Regions from separate parts of the Homo sapiens genome. Here all the other regions are linked to region 1. The links are chromatin loops, found by intact Hi-C in ENCODE. Cell type or tissue: heart right ventricle. All regions are shown on one strand. Region 1 has its middle 160 kb from the start of LAMA2. Region 2 overlaps PTPRK (protein tyrosine phosphatase receptor type K). Region 3 overlaps LAMA2 (laminin subunit alpha 2). Region 4 overlaps LAMA2 (laminin subunit alpha 2).

Evidence for each region. A loop is a pair of places that touch in the nucleus more often than their neighbours do. Peaks named below come from ENCODE experiments on the same cell type or tissue, not always from the same donor. Only the 100,000 strongest peaks of a DNase experiment are listed, where the experiment ranks them.
Region 2: it touches region 1 in a loop (4-fold over the local background); 6 of 110 quality-filtered maps call a loop at or near these places.
Region 3: it touches region 1 in a loop (7-fold over the local background); 46 of 110 quality-filtered maps call a loop at or near these places.
Region 4: a loop joins it to region 1, with 2.6 times the contacts of the local background. A loop is called at or near these places in 44 of 110 quality-filtered maps.

What each region holds. Positions count from the first base shown.
Region 1 is chr6:128,723,032-128,728,031 of GRCh38, reverse strand. No RefSeq gene overlaps it. Among named protein-coding and RNA genes, the nearest start is that of LAMA2, 160 kb to the left of the region's middle. In heart right ventricle, CTCF peaks have their summits at 2,020 and 2,224 (motif pointing left); no DNase peak of the experiment used is centred here.
Region 2 is chr6:128,332,542-128,337,541 of GRCh38, reverse strand. All of the region lies in intron 2 of PTPRK (protein tyrosine phosphatase receptor type K), which reads left to right. Among named protein-coding and RNA genes, the nearest start is that of PTPRK, 190 kb to the left of the region's middle. In heart right ventricle, no CTCF peak of the experiment used is centred here; no DNase peak of the experiment used is centred here; H3K27ac peaks cover 1,556 bases.
Region 3 is chr6:129,367,508-129,372,507 of GRCh38, reverse strand. LAMA2 (laminin subunit alpha 2) reads right to left here. Exons shown (of 65, transcript NM_000426.4): 34 at 2,518-2,616. Among named protein-coding and RNA genes, the nearest start is that of ARHGAP18, 340 kb to the left of the region's middle. RefSeq lists an enhancer at 1,508-2,017. In heart right ventricle, CTCF peaks have their summits at 1,704 and 1,903 (motif pointing right); a DNase peak (open chromatin) is centred at 1,896; H3K27ac peaks cover 3,863 bases.
Region 4 is chr6:129,242,732-129,247,731 of GRCh38, reverse strand. The region is part of intron 12 of LAMA2 (laminin subunit alpha 2); the gene reads right to left. Among named protein-coding and RNA genes, the nearest start is that of LAMA2, 360 kb to the right of the region's middle. In heart right ventricle, no CTCF peak of the experiment used is centred here; no DNase peak of the experiment used is centred here; H3K27ac peaks cover 1,777 bases.

The DNA of each region.
Region 1 (5,000 bases):
AAGTGTGAGTAAAAATGTCGTGGGCAAACATGGGAAATTGGCAGATTTTGTAACTAGACTGATGAGGTGTAAACAGGAGCAGCAGGTAGGGATGCCGAGTGACAGATGTCTCATCAGGCATCTAGAAGACAAGAGGTTGTTTCCTCAGCCCCAAAATAGTTTCTGTCAATGCTGACAATGAAGCAGAGATTTAATTGCCTATACCAAACTCAGTTTGGCAAAGGATTATTTTAACCTTTGCAGTGCAATATATAGACTGCCACCTGGAAACCGGCACAGAAAAGCAACGTTGGTCCAGGTATGAGGTGAGCCTCATCATTTTCCTTTCCTTTTTCCTCCACCTCCCTTCCCCTCCCTCCCCTACTTTTCCCTTCCCTCCCTTCCCTTCCCTTTTTCTCTCTCTGAATCACTTGTAACTTGCTGCATCTGTCTAGCACAGCATCCCTGCACACCCAGCCCCAATTCTCACCTTAATGCTGTTATGCAACATTTTAGTCTTATATTGAAAAATATGGCAAAGAGTCTCTTAAAATTAGAAATTCATTTCTTCACAACTGTTTTCAGTTTCTCATATGTTTGACACTGTGATATATGTTGGTGATGCCACAAGGAACAAGACAGTCTCAACTTCTGTGAGTGTATAGATTAGGTGCAGGAAACCAAAGACATAATTATGAGGTAATGAGAAAATTACAGTAATAACATATATACAAATTGCCAAGGCGCACAGAGGAAGGAGAAATTTGTTGTTCCTCTGAATTTGGGGAAAGCTATAGATGGGGGGGATCCTGCCTAAAGAACCAATTAAATGTCATTATATCCTGTTTAACCATTCCCTGTCTTCCCAACACACTCAAACATCACTGTCCCCAAGGAGTGAGTTACCCAGTTGTTGCTACAAAGGCTGCTGGCTCTGCTAGTTGATGTGCTTCCTTTGTGGGAAAATTGAGGATGTTGTGTGATCCCCACTTTTTTCAGATAGGCACTCTACTGATCCCACTACTGTGTCCAAAATGCCACTGTTAGAATCATTCATTTGAAATTACATCAGTATCTTCAGAAAATTCCTGGTAATTGTGCATTTCCCACCTCATGTTTAGGTGCTTTGGGGGCACTTATGCATGTGTGCTGTGTAACTGATATGCAGTTTTGTGGTTGGGTAGCCAATTCGGCACAACCTAAAGTTTAGGAATGTATTCATATATTCTGGTGTCTGGCAGCCTCAGTTCAGATCCTGCTTCTGGCATTCCATTTACATTACTGTGCCTCAGTTTCTTCACCTCGAAAATGAAGATGCGAAGCCTCTGTGCTTAGCAAATAAACATTTCATAACTGAGATTATTATCTTTATAATCTGGATGAATGAAATAAAAGATCAATGGGAACACTTTCAAAACAAGGAAAAAGTATAAGGGCAGAGGTAACTGTTTTTAAATGAAAGCAAAAACAGTTCAAGACTGTTGGAGAGAATTGTGATCTCTTTTAGAGCCATATTATGTGTGAAATAATCCAGCTAAGAAGAAATAGGGACAGAGTGAGACACCAGCTTCCTGACAAAATTATTAAACTTACCTTCAAAACAACTGCAGAGCAAATCTATGAACTAGTGATTTCTACTATGCAAATTCTTTGCATCATTATACATGGAAATATTCTTTCAACCAGACACTCACACACACGCCAAACAAAAAAGCATGAACAAACATTATATATTTCAGCATACACTTTTTATCTAAAATTTCATTCTCAGCTAACTTTTATAAGCCCATAGTCTGATATGCATAATCATTAAGTCCTCCCATTTCATTTTATGAAGACATTTGTACTATTTTCTTAAGTAAACTCAGTATCATATCTATAATACAGGTTATTAAATTAAAAATGCATTTTTAAATTTAATGGTTTCAAATAATACCCTATAAATAATACTCTAAAATGCTTATTTTTTTTAGTCCTACCTCAAGCTGAATAAATTTTTATTCTCAGAATATTTTTGCCCCCCAAAAGCTCAACATCATTTCCTCATTCATAAAATTTTGTTACAAATTTGGGCTTCAGGACAGGGCAAGGACAAAAAGCAACATTACTAGCACTCTTAGAGCCAAAGTCTTTTGCTTTTCTTTACAAAATTCCTTACTTTCTTTGGAGATTAATGGGCTGTCAGTGGGTTCTGGACAATGACTAAAACTTTAAAATAAGGAAGGGTGACCCCTAGCGTTGGCCTTTAGAAACCAAATTCATGCAAAGTTTCAACAATGTGGGGAAGAATTCAATAACATGCATTATTTTAAAAAGTCAAAATACTGAATTTATTTACCTTAATTGCCTTTAGACACATAAATCGCTATTATTTAAGATATCATTCAAATGCTTTAAGAGAATCTTTCAAATGACAACAATTCCTCCCACAGAAACTCCCCTTCACTGATGAAAAGTGTACAAATCAAAAATGAATAACATAAAAGGAAAAGGCACAAGATTTGCTTGAGTGAGCAAAGAGAAAACTAGTCAAGGAAAAAAAATAAAGGCTAAATATTAACTCCACATTGTACTGAAGATGACAATTCATACTTAAGCCGCAGCATTAGACTTCTGTGAAGTATTTAGTAAGGAAATCTTGAGAGAATCATTTACTTCCTTACTAGTTTTTGCCTCAAAAAATTTACCTTCACAAGCTCAAGGTCATTAGTCCTGCAGAAGCAGGAAAATAGTTCAGCTTAAACACCTGTCACTTGTGACAAAATGAATGAAATGAGAGGTCAAAAGTGACTTACTGCATCATTTGAACTCATTGTCACTCAACAAGAGGAGATTTTGGCAAAAAGCGCACATGCTAGGACAGGGAAATCTTACATTTGAAGGGAAATTCTTCCTGGAGAAAAAAAATATACAGTATGTAGGAAAGCCCTGACATTCTTTCTTAATAAGTTTTATTGCCATTATTTACTAAATCTCTTGACTGGAGCTGGCTTGGCACCAGCACAGAGCTAAGCAAAAATTAGACGTTTCATGCTCCCCTTTTGAGTCTCAGGTGCCAAAGTGGCATAAGAGACGCTTAGGCAAAGTTTGTGCTGAGGACAGCTCTGCCACTTCCTTGTACTTGTACGGACATGAGAAGAAACAGTACAGAATGATGAGGGAATTAAGCATGAGAAGGAATTGGAATATGGCGATGAAACTGCCAATTTAATATGGTAGGTGGAATTTAAAAGGACAATAGAAATTTTATATTAACAATAACTGAAGACACATCATCCATCATCCATACAACACGGTTAGTTCTTAGGATTTGAATTTATTTTCTCACTGTTCTACTGCTTCCATGAAAAGAGAGCCTTTTGCTTGGTGAGATCTTTACAGTTGGTATCTTATGCTTTCTAAGTGCCAGTTCTACCAGCAAACATTTTGTGTTAGTCATTTAAACCCTCCAAAGTCCCTGAATTTGGTTGCAAGTAGATTTTTCTATTTATTTTTCTCCTATATCCTCTGACTTTATCCTGTAGTGGCCCCCTCACCTTTATCAGCAAAGGCATCCCTTTTTTATTTCATATGAATGGTTCCTAGTAAATATCTGTTATGTACATTGTAACTGTAAACTATTTAGATCACACTTGCTAAATTATTTAAAATAATGCTCTGAAAGAATGTTATTTGTATTAACAAAAAACAAGATTTTACTCTCTAAGATTATTTAGCACTAAGAGATTTATTTTACTCTGTTGTGTTTCTGATTTAAACATTTGGAAGAAAGTAAAATACCTCTTTTTAATGTGCATTTTCAATATTTTTTATAAAAAGAATTCATTCAAGCGGGTTCCCTTGAGTTCCTGTTGTCATTGCACCACTGCAATCAAGGACTTTCAATCACAAGCAATATGTCTATCATAAAATTTTTCATTTATTTAGCAAGAAGGTAATCTTTAATAGGTGCATACATAATTTCATTTTGTGTGACTGATTTACCTGCCTACTGGTGCTCATTCTAGCAGAGCATTAGCACTCTCTGGGAACTACTGTTTCTTTTAAAAGCTGCATCAATACCTTCCAGTGACTAATTTAATTCATTCAGTGACTAAGACACTGAAATGGTCTCTTAGAAATTCAGCTTTCAAAGTGCATGGAAATCTCAGGAAGGAACTTATGTACACATTGTGGTTTTCTTTACATGTAACTCCTACAAGTAAGCATAGCAGGTCCCTGAGAAATGTTGGGAAGGCAACCTCTCTTTACCAAACGATACTGCAAGACAATACCCTACTCAAACACACACTCTTCAAATGCAAATGCATACAAAAGTTAAGTAGTAAATACTGTGCTTTGGGGGCGTGATATGCAAGAAAGCATGAGGAGTGAGGGTATAACAGAAGACACCTTGTTGGGCAATCCATCGTATTAAAGATTTGGTGAAATAATGATTCATTTTATTTCATAGTTGAAACCACAATTTTATATTAAACGTATTATGAAGTATAATTCAGCAATGCTTGAATTATACAGACAAAACATAGGGATCCAAAGATATTTAGTATTTAGTATGTATACTAAATAGAGACATTTAGTATTTGCTGGAGTGCTTTAATCTATTTTTCCAAGTCCTTTGGGTTCAAAGAGACTTATTCTTCTATTTGGAATAAATCTATGGAAAAGTTCAAGGTCAAATTTTCCTTTCAAATTTAGACTCTCCTGGAAGAGGTAACATATAAAGCTGTTTAAATAAAAGTGTAAGCATATTCATCATATCCATGTGAAAATCAAGAACAGCTGCCTATACGGAATAAATGGGTAGACAAAAGAGACAGAGAGAGAGGGGGGGAGAGAGAGAGATGATAGATGATAGATATGTGGATGATTGGTAGGTGGGTAGGTAGATAGATGGATGGATGGATGGATGGATGGATGATAGACAGATAGATACGAGAAAGAGACTGAGTGAGAGCAAGCACTTTGACGAGGATGAGGACCATATTTAAAGGCTGTATAGGGAAAGCAGGTTCAGCCAC
Region 2 (5,000 bases), 390 kb after region 1:
TGATAGGTGGCATAATATAGGAGCTAAGGGAGATAAGTTTATTGTTAGGTTCAAACTGAGATCTGAGCAGGTTACTTAACCCTTCTCCACTTCACGTTTTCCTGTACAATATTTAGCACTTTACATATTCAGTAACTTTCTCACTGGAGGATTGGGTAAATTAAATATTTTTACTGTCTTAAGCTATTCTTTTAATTATTTATATGCCAGTAAGTCACCATCAACACTTCCACTGATGGAGTATCAGCTTTCTGTAGATCACTACACAGAAAGGCCTAATGAGAGGTAATAGCCCTTAAGAAGTTTACTGCTGAGCTTGGAAAATTCTACACATTCTAACAAATACAAAGTGGGCAATGTAAATTTGTTTATTAACTAAAAAGTTGTATAATCAGACATAAGAGCTTATGAAGAAGGTAGGAATAAAGGTTCTTAGGGGAGAAAAGAGAATACAAGCTTTGCAAGAAGAAGGGGCACACCAGGCAAAAATGCTTATTTTATTATTATTATGAACCATGAACTGTTAATGAGCTATGAATTCATGCTGGTGGTTCATGGCAAGTTAGCATGGCAAGGTTTTTATGGACCAAGTTTGCGAGGATTTTTGAGCACCAGATGGAATGTATGATTCTTACTTGTGCTTGAGCATGCAGTTAATTGCTTCAACCAATAGAATTGTGTTGTTACTGGTGAATGTGTGTCACCATCACTGAAGCAATCACTACTAGTTCATGGTGTTTGCAGAGTTTAATCCCTGCTTGTAGGATCATTGTAAAGGAAAAGAAGTTTTTGTTTATTTGTTTGTTTAGTTACAGAAACAGTTCTTAGGGAGATACTTGATGGTATTTTAGTTAGAAGAAGAAAATGTTTGAGATATATTCTTGCTTATGGTTATTCTCAAGGGAGAGAAATTTGATCCTGTCTGTATGCTTGAGTTGCATCCATTTAGCTTATGAATGTTAATGAAAGCCTGAAAGTATATCACAATAGTAGATTGAACGATGTGACAGTGAAATTTTTGAAACTATTAAGTTTCTTCTTCCCTCCTGTAAGAGAAAAATTACCTCCCATTTTCCCAGCGCCTTGGGGTAGGGGAAGGACATCTGTGCTTGATTGTTGGTCTGAGATCTAACTGTTACTTCTTTTGGCTGAAGTTATTTTTTATTTTAGTTTCTACAGTACACCCCAGAGGGAAGCTTTAAAAAATTAGTGTGGGAACTAAAACTCTACAATTTCTCAATGTTTGTGTTTACCCATTGAGCCTTAAGTTAGCATTTATGAAAACATTAAAGTACAATTCTCAGTTGCTCTCAGGGCAAAAAAACAAACAAAAAAAAACAAAAAAAAAAACACACTGTTGGAATGGAGGTCACTTGCGTCATGCAGCTTTTCTGGTTATGTTTAAAAGGAATGTTTTGTTGAAGGAATATCTTTGGGTGATTGTATTTGTTAAGACAAAGTTGAATTAATTGTATGCTACAATCAGAGAAGTATTTGCTTGCTCTTCCTTTCCTCACCATTGGTCAATGTGGCATTTCATAATTGACCAGATGTGTTTTGGCTATTTTTTAAATTTTGTTTTTCAAAATAACTGCATTGCTAGCACTGAAAGTAGAATAGCCTATCCCAGAGACCTGGGATATGATTTAATATTATACTTTGCTCAATTATTGGAGACCACTAATTCCATTAAAGCTGCCTTAAGTTAATGTAGACTGAGGGGATTTTACAAGGGTTTCAGGTTTTTTTTTTCTTTAAGTATATATTTTATACCAAAACCTTGAGCTATAGTTGACGATCTTGTGACCAAAAGCAACAGTCTCAAAATTTGAGGAGATGGCACCATTCGCTTTTACTTTTTTATATCCTAGGATCTCAGTTTCTTTTATTATATTTGTATGGTTTATGAAGCTACTGGTGAGATGAAAAATAAAATAACCCTATTTTCTCTACCACCCTGTTTTCCTCTCTTTTCTTTCATCTTCTCAGAACTTAACATTTTAAAGTGTAAGCACTTATTTCATCCCTTTTTCCTTCTACTACTTGAGCTCTTTTCTTCATTTTGCTATGCCCAGTCTCTCATTTTTTTTTTTTTTTTTTGTTATCATTCCCTTTTGCTTTTATTTTCCTTTTCTTGTCTTAGAACCTCTAAGGCAGAACTGTTTCAAACAAGCAGACCGATTTTTGGCTTAGGTGATAGTACTTTGTAAATAAAAAAATGAAAAGATGTTTTCCTTTGACAGTTCCCACTTCCGTAATCCTTGCAACAATCCACTCAAACAGTGCTTTTATTATATCTAAGACATTTATCTGTTCCAGGCCTCAGATTTTCATCAGTAAGATGGTAGAGAGGAGACATAGTGGAAAGTGACAGAACGTGGCTGTTAATTTAGGCCTCTGACTTCAGAGCCTGAATTCTTAACCATTTCTTTTGTTTGTTTGTTTTTTGTTTTTGAGACAGTGTCTCACTCTGTCGCCCAGGCTGAAGTGCAGTGGCATGGCTTTGGCTCAGTGCAAACTTCGCCTCCTGGGTTCAAACGATTCTCCAGCCTCAGCCTCCCGAGTAGCTGGGATTACAGGTGCCCGCCACCACGCCTGGCTAATTTTTGTATTTTTAGTAGAGACAGGGTTTCACCATGTTGGCCAGGCTGGTCTTGAACTCCTGACCTCGTGAACAGTCCTCCTCAGCCCCCAAAGTCCGGGGATTACAGGCGTGAGCCACCGCGCTTGGCCTTAACCATTTCATAAACAGGAATATGCTTTTATTTGGGTGATGGGGGAGATTATATTTTTCCTTCCTTTTGAATATTTCATGAAGTGTCTTTTATTGTATTAAGAACTTCAGTGGACTTAAAGTTTAATAAAGGAAGAAACTTCTTTGGTGGCCAATTGAACTGCCCCTGTGACCTGATGATCCTTGTTCCTGAGAACTGAGTTGAAAAACTTTGTTCAATCTGAATTCTTCTCTAATTGATCATTACTTGCCATTTACTTATTCAGGAGAGCAGTGACCATTGTTACAGTTATAAAATTGAATAGTTATAATTGTTATTAGTTTTGAGTCACAGTAAGGTCTAGTTGTTCTTCATGTACTTCTTGTACTAAAAGTACTTTAGTTCTTCTAGGTTATGTTGTCTGAAAAGTGGGAACTTTCAGAATAATAGACTAGTTGAGTTGGAAGGAAACTTACATCATTCAGTACAGCTACAGGCATACCTTGTTTTATTGTGCTTTGCCTCATTGTACTTTGCAGATATTGTATGTTTTACAAATTGAACATTTTGGAAATTCTCACAGTATTTCATTTTGTGTAACAAAATGTAACATTTTGGTAATTCTCACAATATTTCATACTTGATTATTGTTAATTATATCTGTTATGGTGATCTGTGATCAGTGATCTTTGATGTTACTGTTGTAATTTTTTCATGCACCACGAACAGCTCCCGTATAAGATGGTGAGCTTAACTGATAAATGTTGTATGTATTCTGACTGTTCCACCTACTGGCTGTTCCCGTCTTTCTTCCTCTCCTCAGCCCTCCCTGTTCTCTGAGACACAACAATATTGAAATTAAGCCAATTAGTAACCCTACGGTGGCCCTTTAATTATCAACTTAAAGGAATAACTGCAGGTCTCTCACTTTAAATCAAAAGCTAAAAATGATTAAGCTTAGTGAGGAAGGCATATCAAAGCTGAGATAGGCCAATAGCTGGGCCTCTTGTTCCTGTTAGCCAAGTTTCGAATGCAAAGGAAAAGTTCTTGAAGGAAATTGGAAGTGCTACTCCAGTGAACACCCAGATGATAAGAAAGTGAAACAGCCTTATTGCTGACAGGGAGAAAGTTTTAGTAGTCTGGATAGGAGATTAAACCAGCCACAGCATTCCCTTAAGCCAAAGCCTAATCCAGAGCAAGGCCCTCAACATTGAGGCAAGACCCTCTACTAGCAAAAAGATAATGACTTGCTGAAGGCTCAGATGATTGTTAGCATTTTTTTTAGCAATAAACTATTCTAAAATTAAGGTATATATTTTATATATCTTATATACCTTTTTTTTAGACATGATGCTATTGCACACTTAATGGACTACAGTATTGTATAAACATAACTTTAATATGCAGTGGGAAACAAAAAATAAAAATTTGGTACCTTCAGAAATAATGTGACTACCGAGTAGAATGTTTTGACTTTGAGAATATTCATTTACATAGAAATCATAGATGTGTTGTGCACTCATTCTCTTTAGACCTTCAGTTCTGGTCTTTAATGTTTAACAGTGTTGAAGTATATCCAGACAACAGGTGGGAATTGTTAGCATGATTTTTAGTCTTCAGGCAGTTTCCAGGGAATACAGGCCACACTACCTTCTCTTACCTTTAATTGTTCATTTCAATCTTGGATCTTTTGGAAAGGTGAGTGATGATTACAAAATTGGCCACAGGACAAAGCCTTTATTGCCTTTTGGGTCATGTTACTGATTATTTTCTCTTAAGTTGCTTTTCTTTTTAGCAGCTACTTCTCAAAACTTTTCACTACTATGTAACATAAAAGCTGTGCAGGTTGGATAGCTGTAGGAGAGTGCCATGATTTCAGAAATTGGAAAAATCTTAAAACAAGAGTTCTTAAACTTAGATCAATGAGTCCTTTGAAATTGTTGGTGAAGTAAGTGTGTGTGTTTCTTGGAGTGGGCGTTGAGGCAACAATACTTTAAATTTACTTCAGATTTCAAAGAAAGAGTGAGAGAGGGAGGGTTATAGAGGAATAGGAAGGATAAGACTGAGAAAGAGGCCTGACTCACTTTGGGATGAAAGGGATAGGTAGAGTTGTGAAGGGAAGGGTTAAGAAAGGTTATGAAGGTTAAGTGCCATTAAGTTGGAAGTTTTTAAGTGTACCACCCTTTAACATTGTCATCTCATTTTTAAACTTCGAAAGTATTCTCTTCATACATTTTCTAGTTTTATTTTCTTTACTGTTTGGTGGAAGAAGGAATGAGTACGTCT
Region 3 (5,000 bases), 640 kb before region 1:
AAATATTATTCAACACTACAAAGAAATGAGCTATAAAGTCATGAAAAAATATGGAGAAACCTTAAGTGTATATTACCAAGGGAAAGAAGCTAATATGAAAAAGTACCACACTGTATGATTCCAGCTATATATTCCAAAAAAGGCAAAACTATGGATGTAGTAAAAATATGAGTGGTTGCCAGGGGTCAAGGAAGAGGGAGGTATGAATAGGTGAAGCATAGAGGAGTTTTCGGGCAGTAAAACTTTTCTATATTTTACAACAACGGTGGACACATGTCATAATGCATTTTTCCAAACCCATAGAATGTACAATACCAAGAGGGAACCCTAATGTAAACTATGGACTTTGGGTGATGAGGAGGTGTCAACTTAGGTTTATCGACTATAATAAATGTACCATTCTGGTGGGGAAGGTTGTGGGGGCAGGGAGTAGATATGAGAACACTCTGAACTTTACACTCAATTTTTCTTTGAACTTTAAGCTGTTCTAAAAAATAAAGTCTGTTTAAAAAACATAGCATGAGACAATCTGCTGGAAAGGGTAAAGAGTATAGGTTGAGACATAATAAAGATCTGACACTCTTAATGAAATACTTCTTGTGGCCAGGTGCGGTGGCTCATGCCTGTAATCCCAGCATTTTGGGAGGCCAAGGCAGGCGAATCACAAGGTCAGGAGTTCAAGACCAGCCTGACGAACATGGTGAAACCCGTCTCTACTAAAAATACAAAAAAAATTAGCCAGGTGTGGTGGCACACACCTGTAATCCCAGCTACTTGGGAGGCTGAGGCAGGAAAATCACTTGAACCCGGGAGGCGGAGGTTGCAGTGAGCCAAGATCGCACCACTGCACTCCAGCCTCGGCGACAGAGCAAGACTCTGTCTCAAAAAAAAAAAAAAAAAGAAATACTTTTTGTGTCTCTAACGTCAGATCATTAGACTATACTAAGCCAATGAGGGCAAGGACTGCGCAGTTTTGCTCACACTTCTATCCCCAGTGTCATAATTCCTAGAACATGAGAGACTCCCAAAAAGTATTAGTTAAGTGAATGAATGAATGAAATGCCATTTATTACATGAAATTTTTTCTAATTACCCCTAAGCAGATGAAATTATTCTATTATTAAATATTTCTCCAGAATTTCTTCCGACTTTATTTTATTTCATGTTTTATTATATACCTGCATGCAGTTGTCTAATATGGTCCTCCATACACTTAAATGCTGATGTACACACACACACACACACACACACACACACACATCTCAAAGTTCTTTGAAGACAGATTGAGCCTCATTCATATTTTTCATCTGCCAACACGTAACTTAGGCTTTGTATGTTATGAACATTTATGTGTGCTTGTTAAATTGATTTATTCTACCATGACCTGTTAGAAAATTCTTATTTATAACAAATATGAATTATTTCATATTAAATTAATATGAGATAAATGCACTCAATTTAATCTAATGTCTACATACATTTGGCAAGAAACTCCGTGTTGTATCTGTACATTCTATATTGTTGCTATGAGATTCTGAAAAAGTGTTTAGTATGCTATTGTAACATCAGGGCCGTTGTTTAGCATTATGTGCTCAGAAGCCTATTTGATTTTCCTGTGGATATTTTCCTAAACCGACAGCAGGCTATGTAGAAAAAGTACTGGGCCAGTGGGAATCTTGAGACTGGGTCCAGCTTAAGTCCCTGAGTTTAGCAAATTGTATGGCCATTGTTAATTCGTTTCACTGTCATGGCCCGAGGCAGCTCTTCTTTAAAATACAAAGTGGACTCGATAATCCCCAGGAACCTTCTAGCTCCAATACTCTTTATCATTTAAAGCTCTTAGATAATCAAATTAAATCCGTACTTTGCAGCCCCGTTTCTAGCTTCATGCATATTTCTGGCCACAAGATGGCGGGCTTTATGTTGTTTTCTTCATTCTCTAACTGCAAAAAGTTTTTAATACCATCGCAGTTTTGAAAATTTAAAATTTCCAATTCTTTAAAAAGCCTGATAAATGCAACATGGACTTTACATTCTGACTTTAAAAAGTGTCTTAAGCACTTTGGAGTCTCACAATAGAGAAGATTTCCTCTTTTGTGTGGAAAGACTGATTTACACTGTATTTCTATACTAATGCAAAAATCCCACGATGAGATGAAAGAGACCACAAGCATTTTCATTTGTTTTTCTTTCTCTTTACACAATCAAAGATAGTGCTTTTGGAAATCAGAACAGATACAAACTTTACCACGGAGGCTACTGAATAAAGTTCTCAAAATACACTGTCATTCTGGACTTTTTAGCCATTGACAATTTCCAGGTATCCCCAATTTTTCTGCGTGCTACTGATTTCTATGATTTGATTTGAAGCAGAATTAGCAAGTCAGAATACATCTATTTTATATACCAAATTGGGAATTAGGAAGAAGGTGATTTGCATTTCAGAACTTTGAAGTAATTTTCCTTCATTGACATAATCTATCTGCTTTCAGAAGATTCATAATTTTGCCACCTTACCCTGGTCAGCAGCTCGTTCATTTCGGTCACGAGTGTATTCAGATTGCCCTCTGCCAGCTGAATAAGCCTCTCTGGGGCCCGCTGAGGTGACAGCAAGTGCTGAAAAAGATTCCATCCCATAAACATTTTTAGTAAATGGCCTTGCAGTGATAGTGTTCGACAGAACACATTTTTGTATATAAAAGGAACTTAGCCTTCTCACCTTCAAAGAAAAGATAAGGAAACTATTTCAACTGGGCACTTACACATTGAGTGTCATGCCAAATATTCAGGCAAATAATAAAAATTGCAGTGACTTATTGAGAAATTACTATGTGCCAGGCTTTTTATGTTTTGTTTTTTCATTTAATTTTCACAACAGCTCTATGGGGGGTAAGCATTATTCCATTTCATGAAAGAGCAAACTGTCTTGAAGACAGTTAAAAATGTGCACGAGATCACACAGTCAGTAAGGGGTAGAGTTAAGATAAACTCCTTGCCTGGCCCATTTAAGGCTCCCATTCCAATTAACAGAGACACAGATCACAGGTAAAAAAGAGAACGGCAGGCCTTAACATAGAGACCTGGCTAGGCGCTAACTAACTGGCCTGTCCTCGGTGTTGCTAGGAACTGGCCTAACAGCAGGGCCATATTTTTTTCCTATGGAACATAAATAATCTCATAGGACACTAAATTAGACAAGGTCACTCTGAACCAGTGATGAATGAAACAGAAAAAAAGAGACTACCCTGTAATGTCTAAGCGCAGACAAAACCATAGCGGGTTTTGTGTAGACCACAAAACTACCCCAACCTCCCATTTCCTGGCTAATATGAATGAACACTGCCTCCTTATTAATCATAGCTTTATCCTCCCTCTGTTCTTCCTTCCCTCTAGATAGGATTCACAAAATACTCACAGAATTACTCCCACTTCTGAATAGCACCCAGTTGAGTGCTAACCTTAAGTTATCTAGCACAGCCTCAAATACTAGAAGTTATTCCTAACACCTTCTTATTGAGACAGCCCACAATTCCCCCATGGTGTTCAGTGCCCCTTGTTGCAACAAGTTAATAAATCCCACTTTGTTCCATCACATGTGTGTCCTTGATGGTCTTTGGCTGAAGCTTGGGGAGCACTGACATAGTTAAAGAAATTGAGCAAAGAGGTGAAATAACTTAAGTTTTTATAATACCAGAAGGTGATCCTCAGTATACAAATGTCAAGTGAATGATGGAAGAAGAACAAAATAAAAAATCAAGAAAGACTAGAATTTAAGGATAATCCAGGTCATCTGGATCAATATCCAGCCAGAAGTGGATGGGTCACTGAATCCCTTGGCTTAGAAGATGTTCACAAATTGGAGCCTCTTCTATAGGATCCTCTTTACTTCATCATCCATTGCTTAAGTATTAGTTTTAAAATGTTTCATGTTCAACTAAAATGTTTGCTTTTCTAGTTTAATTTATTTTTCTGTATTCTCTCCATATACAAGGAAAATAACTGATCGGCATTCTTTTCATTAAAACTCTTCACTTCCCTGAATACCAGGACCACAAGGTAAACTCAGGTTCCTCTGCCTGGCTTTCAAGGTTGTCCATCATATCACCCTGCCTCACTGAAGTCTCCAGCCTTATCTTTCACTAGCAGGTCTGACTTTTAATATCTGCCAGACAGATCTAATTCACACCACTGCCTCTGCTCACATGGCTCTGTTAAGCACAGCTGCCTTCTCCCTGTGTCCTCACACGGCAGAAGGCAGAATGTTTGTGTCCTTCTAATATCCATGTGTTGACATCCTAGTTCCCAATGTGATGATATTAGGAGGTGGAGCCTTTGGGAAGTGATTGAGTCATGAGAATGTAGCCTTCATGATTGGGATTAGTGCCCTTATTAAAGAGACCCCAGAGAGCTAGCTATCCTTTTCCTCAGTATCCAGATATTAAATGAATTAAATGTGGGGTCATAGCAAGAAGTCACCCTCTGTGAGGAACAGGCCTTCACTAGACATTGAACATTGCTGGTACCTTGATCTTGGGCTTCCCAGCCTCAGAACTGTGAGAGATATATTTCTATTGTTTATAAGCTAATCAGTTTATGGTATTTGTCACAGCAGCTCCAATGGACTGTGACAGACTTTCAACATATAAATTTGGGGAGATGTAAATATTCAGACCATGACAACTTCTTTCCTATTTCTTGGAGTTTCTGTAAAAGCTATGTATGGTAATCCATTTAAGACTTCAGTCAATTGCCTAGCTTTTCAATAAATGTTAGTTATTCTTGTTATCATCATTATTGGTTTCTTCTTCTGGAAAATAGGGATAATAATACTTACCTTAAAGGTTATGGTCAGAATTAAAGAATATATTTCCTAAAAGAATATCTACCAATGTGTAGTGAATAAATCTTAGATGCCTTCCTCTAAAGCAACAAATACTTCTCTACTAAAATTGTGTCTACACTTCAAATTCCAACAGAAATTATACTCTCAGTAATGGTAC
Region 4 (5,000 bases), 520 kb before region 1:
ATACTCATGTTTGCCATTATTACAACGTATTTTGAATTGCCTGAAAATTGTCATGAGCGAAGCTGTTTTACTTCCATTTAAGTTGTGTGAAACACGGACCATTTAAACAATTTTCAGGATACTGTTACTAGATGTTTTTTTCCCAAGCCACAGTTACCCATTTACACAATATTAGAATCAATGTCTTTTTCATTTACCCTAAAGGTATGCGTTTATGATCACATTTATATAACCAGTTAGTCAAGTACTTACTTAAGTAATTCTGTCTTTCTTTATTTTTTGACCTAGAGTCTTGCTCTGTCATTCAGGCTGATGTGGAGTGGCACCATCTTAGCTCACTGCAACCTCCTCCTCCCAGGCTTAAGCAGTTCTTGTGCCTCAGCCTCCCGAGTATCTGGGACTACAGGTGTGTGCCATCATGACTGCATAATTTTTTGTATTTTTTGTAGAGATGGGATTTCGCCATGTTGGCCAGGCTGGTCTTGAACTCCTAACCTCAAGCAATCTACTCACCTCCGTCTCCCAAAGTGCTGGGATTACAGGTGTGAGCCACCACGCTCAGGCTCTTAAGTAATTCTTAAAAGGATTGCTTAAGATATCACTCTGCAATTTAGAGGATGCACCCCTAGGAATATTAACTTATTCTTTTTAAAATTTCTTTCCTTCTATTTTTCCTTCAACTCCACAATCTTTCCATAAGCTGTAAAATCAAGCTTTTCCTGGTGTTGTTTCCAGTTGTGTCTTCCCCAAAGAGTACATACCATTGTGTAAGAGACTTTGCAATGAGTCAGTTACAAGACTTCTTTTCTGAAGGATGCTATTATTCAGGGAAAAAGCTTTGAGAATATTCTGAGTATACGTTGCCCTTTCCTCTTGCTTTAGATAAAGAATTCTCTGCCTCTTCTCCATCTGTCCACTCCTCCATGTTCCAGGTGCCGCCTTCGTTTTGTGCCTCCTTGCCCTCGCTTCTGCACTCTCTTAGAATCCCTTCAGTATCCTAACGTTTACTCTCTCCTTCAAATCCATTACCAAGTAGGTTCTCATCAAGCATCTGAATTCATCTCTCTGACTTCAGTTTTTTTGATAGGGAAAGTTTAATGAGCTATTTCATATGTTGTTGCACTTCCCTAATGAAGATTCCCCAGTGGCTCTGGGATCCCTAACGTCATTCAAGTTTCCGTGTAGTTTCAATGCCTCTAGGATCTATCTACCCCTGTGTTCACAAACTGTGTGTAGAGGTGCCCCAGGGTGCTGCAGTGAACTCACAAAGGCACAGTGGAATATTGTAAACATTTGAAGGACACACAGCAATACTAAATATCTGTTGGGCACTGCAATAACTAATTCAAGGTGGTTCACAAGTTGAAACCTTAGAACATGCTATATTCCACTTAAGAATGTTCTCAACATTTTGAGCCATGTTTCTGCTTACTTGTACTTTAGGCCACTTTATATCTTTATTAAGAAAGGTTTTCAGAAGAGACTGTAATTAAAAGCAAGAACTGCACAAAAGTCAATGTGGAAAAGGAAATAAGGATAGCATTATCCAATCTGATACTCAAGTTTGAGAAGGTATATACTACCCCAAAGGTACCACATCCCATCAGTAAGTGATTCTGGTTATTTATGAAAAAAATTATTATTTTCTGTCCATTTTCTTTTTAAACAATTGCTAGGTTGTTAAAACATGAATATTTATTAAGTTGTTTGGCACTAACTACTTAAGAAATAGAACTGTGGCTTATTTCTGTTGGTCAAGGAGGCACTATGAAAAAATTATGAATACGCTATGAACATTCTGAACTGAGAATGTCTGGGTATGTCTGATCTAGCCTCTTTTTATATTTATCCATTCTGTTACTTGGATTTTTAAAAATGAATTTTCCTGCCAGAATTCTCATTCTTATAGTTCTCTGACCATTCAAACACTTATTTTCTTTGTTTGTTTAGCTGATATTTGACTAGTAAGAAGACTAAAGAAAAAACAGTTTTTTAGTGATATTTCCAAAGCCTGATGCAGAGTCAGTGGCAACCACAGTAAATAAGGGAACTAAAAGATTCCAAACAGGGAGAACTCTATATAAAAAAATTCATCCATTAACATTCATTGAAAAATTCTAACAAAATATAAGTGGTCTTGGTAAGTTATACGTACTGCAAATAACTGTAATTTTCCACATTTTTGGACTTTGCAGACTCATTTATTAATTTTACGAGTCTTTCATAAAATTGAACATCTTTGAGACTTTCAAATTAGTTCATTTTGGGGACAATATTGATTTCTCTGATTTTACAGAGCACTGTGTGTTCAGCCAATAGAACATTTCATTTTCTCCTGCTATTTAGGAACTAATCTGTCATTGTTCTCTTGGCTAGAGAAATATGGTTTTCCACAGGTAGGAGTAAGTGCAATTTTAGTTCACTTTGAGGCAATTCTTATATTACTGGATGGATTCGACTATATTTACTAGGGATGAAAATTATATCTCTTTTCAATACAAAGAGAAAGTGAATTTAGTGAGAGCGGTTCATTCCATTTCATAAGGGTCTCCAAAGGCTTGGCCTTTTCCCTCTTTCTCCATATCTACTAAGGCAAATTCTCTTCAGGGAGATTCAGATATCAAATTGAGAAGGCACTGCAGGAAAAAATTTACCTCCATTCCTGGAGATGGTTCTAGGCTAAGCCATTCACTTTCCTGTTCTTCAGCTTCACCCCATTAAGAAAAGAAGAACACAAGTAGCTGTTTCCCATGAGTACCTGTTTTAATTCTACCTTCAGGGGGAAAAACCAGCTTGTTTGCAAGTAATATTATAGTTACTATGCAATATATAACCTAATGTCACAAATAACAATACAGTGTGCATGGTGCACATTGCATTAAAGATTTAATGAGGCAGGAAAGTTTTCCCACATGACTGGAGAAGGCTAAAAGGTAATTCATAAAACTAAGCTTCATAAAAGAATTTAGCAGTAGGCTACTTGTGGTCTGGCCTCTTTTTTTTTCCCTCTCAATCTCAAGAAATATGAATTGAGGAATGAAGGATGGGATAACCTATTGAGGATAATGTTTCTGGAGAGGAAATCCTTTTCATGAAATAAGCCTGGAACATTTGGTTCTCTGATGTCAGATTATCATCACTGTTATTTCACTAAATGGAGTGTAAAACCTAATATTTGCTTTTGCTTACCAGAGCAAATATTTCAGGAGGGATACACAAAAATCAAATGAGAAAAAGGCTTTATAATACTGAGCAGGATAAATTAAACATATCTGTCAATTTCCATTTAGGATCACAAACAGGGCAAGCGATTCATCTTCTTAGATCCCAAAGCCCGCGAGCCTTAAACTCTGAAAAGGTATCCCTCCCATAGAAGTGTTTATTCATGCATCTATTTGTAGAGCTCTCTTTTATCATAGAAACAGTGTTTTACTTCAAGGTTTTGTTATTTCCTTCAGTGTATGTATAAATTTGAGTTAAGAACAGATTTCTCTTCTTTAAAAGCTCGATAATTATTAGAATAGAACATAAACAAGAGGATTGTAGAATTAGAAAACAGGCAGAATTTACATGAGAGGTTTTAAAGTTACATCATCCTTAATGCATAGAAAATGAACCAGAGTTGTAGGTGTCGAACAGAGACAACACATTCTAGAAAAGTTGGTTTAGAAGGGAATAAACTGAGTTATGCAGTCCAGGGGATATAAATAAAAAACCTCGAGGAAAACATCCTGCCTGCCTGCATTCATTTCTCTCTTCCACCTTTTTTTTCCTTCCTATCTGCTTTTCCTGCCCTCTTTTTTTCCTGTTACCCATCTTCTCCTTAGCTTTCTTCTTCATCTCCTTCTCCTCTTCCTCCTCCTTCTTCTTCTTCTTTTCTTTTTCTTCTTGTAGCCATTAGACTGTTTTGATAGCATTTCTTTTCACAATAACTATGTCCTTTCACACGTGCATTAATTAGAACTGGTTGGGAAAAGTCCTGAATTTGGGATTTTTTTTTTCTTTTTCAATGTGACCACTACAATCAGTTTAACCTGATAAGATAACCTGTATTGGGTGACCTAAATTGCAGAAGTATAAAAAGTAGTGATGAAAAGTATGAATGTGACAGAGTCAAGGACATAGTTCTGGAACAGACCACCAGAGATACTGCCTCAAGTGTAACTAACACTGATTGCTTATCAGTGTCCTAGAAGCTCAGCCCGTCCACTGCTCACAGGATTACTCACTCATATTTTTTCTTCCTACATTTCATATAACTCCACATTCTCATAAAATACAGCCTAGACAATATTTATATACAGTGTTTCTTATCGTTAAGGCCAAGAGATATTCATTATAGTGTTTTGATTGGCAAGGGGAAAAAGAGTAACTGTGAAAGGCATATAGAGAGGAATGAGAGGCCAACATGAATTTCTCATACAAATTTTTGTTAAAATGTTTATTCACTGGAATAGCACTGACCTATCTTGAGCATATGTTTTGTCTGCTGTGTAACAAAGTAAGGCCCAATTATACTTTCCATGTACTCAGCTATAATTCAAAGTAAATAGAATTTGAAGAGTTTGATCAGGTAAGAATGCTTTTGGCTGCAATTGAAAACCAGACAATTAGGAGTTCTCATATAACAAGAAGTCCAACAAAATGTGGTAGGCAGACAAAATTTTAAAACAAATGGATTAGCTTTTATTTTCTTATTTCACGTATCTTTCCCCAACACAGATCCATTTGAGCACACTTGAAAATATAAATCTCCTATGAATAGATTTGCAAAACATCACATAGAAGAAGATGATGTGCTTAGAAAGGCAACATTCCATATAGGAAATGAGTATTTAATGTTTCCTTTAAGTTTTCTGACTTAGCGTACTACTTGTTACTTTATGACATACACTGATCAAATCTTGAGTTGAAATAGTACAATCTCAACAGATGTGAGTAAATGGTAGTGGTGAAATTCTCTGAAGTGCTTCGTGCTGTTAGGCCCAGACCCAAAAACA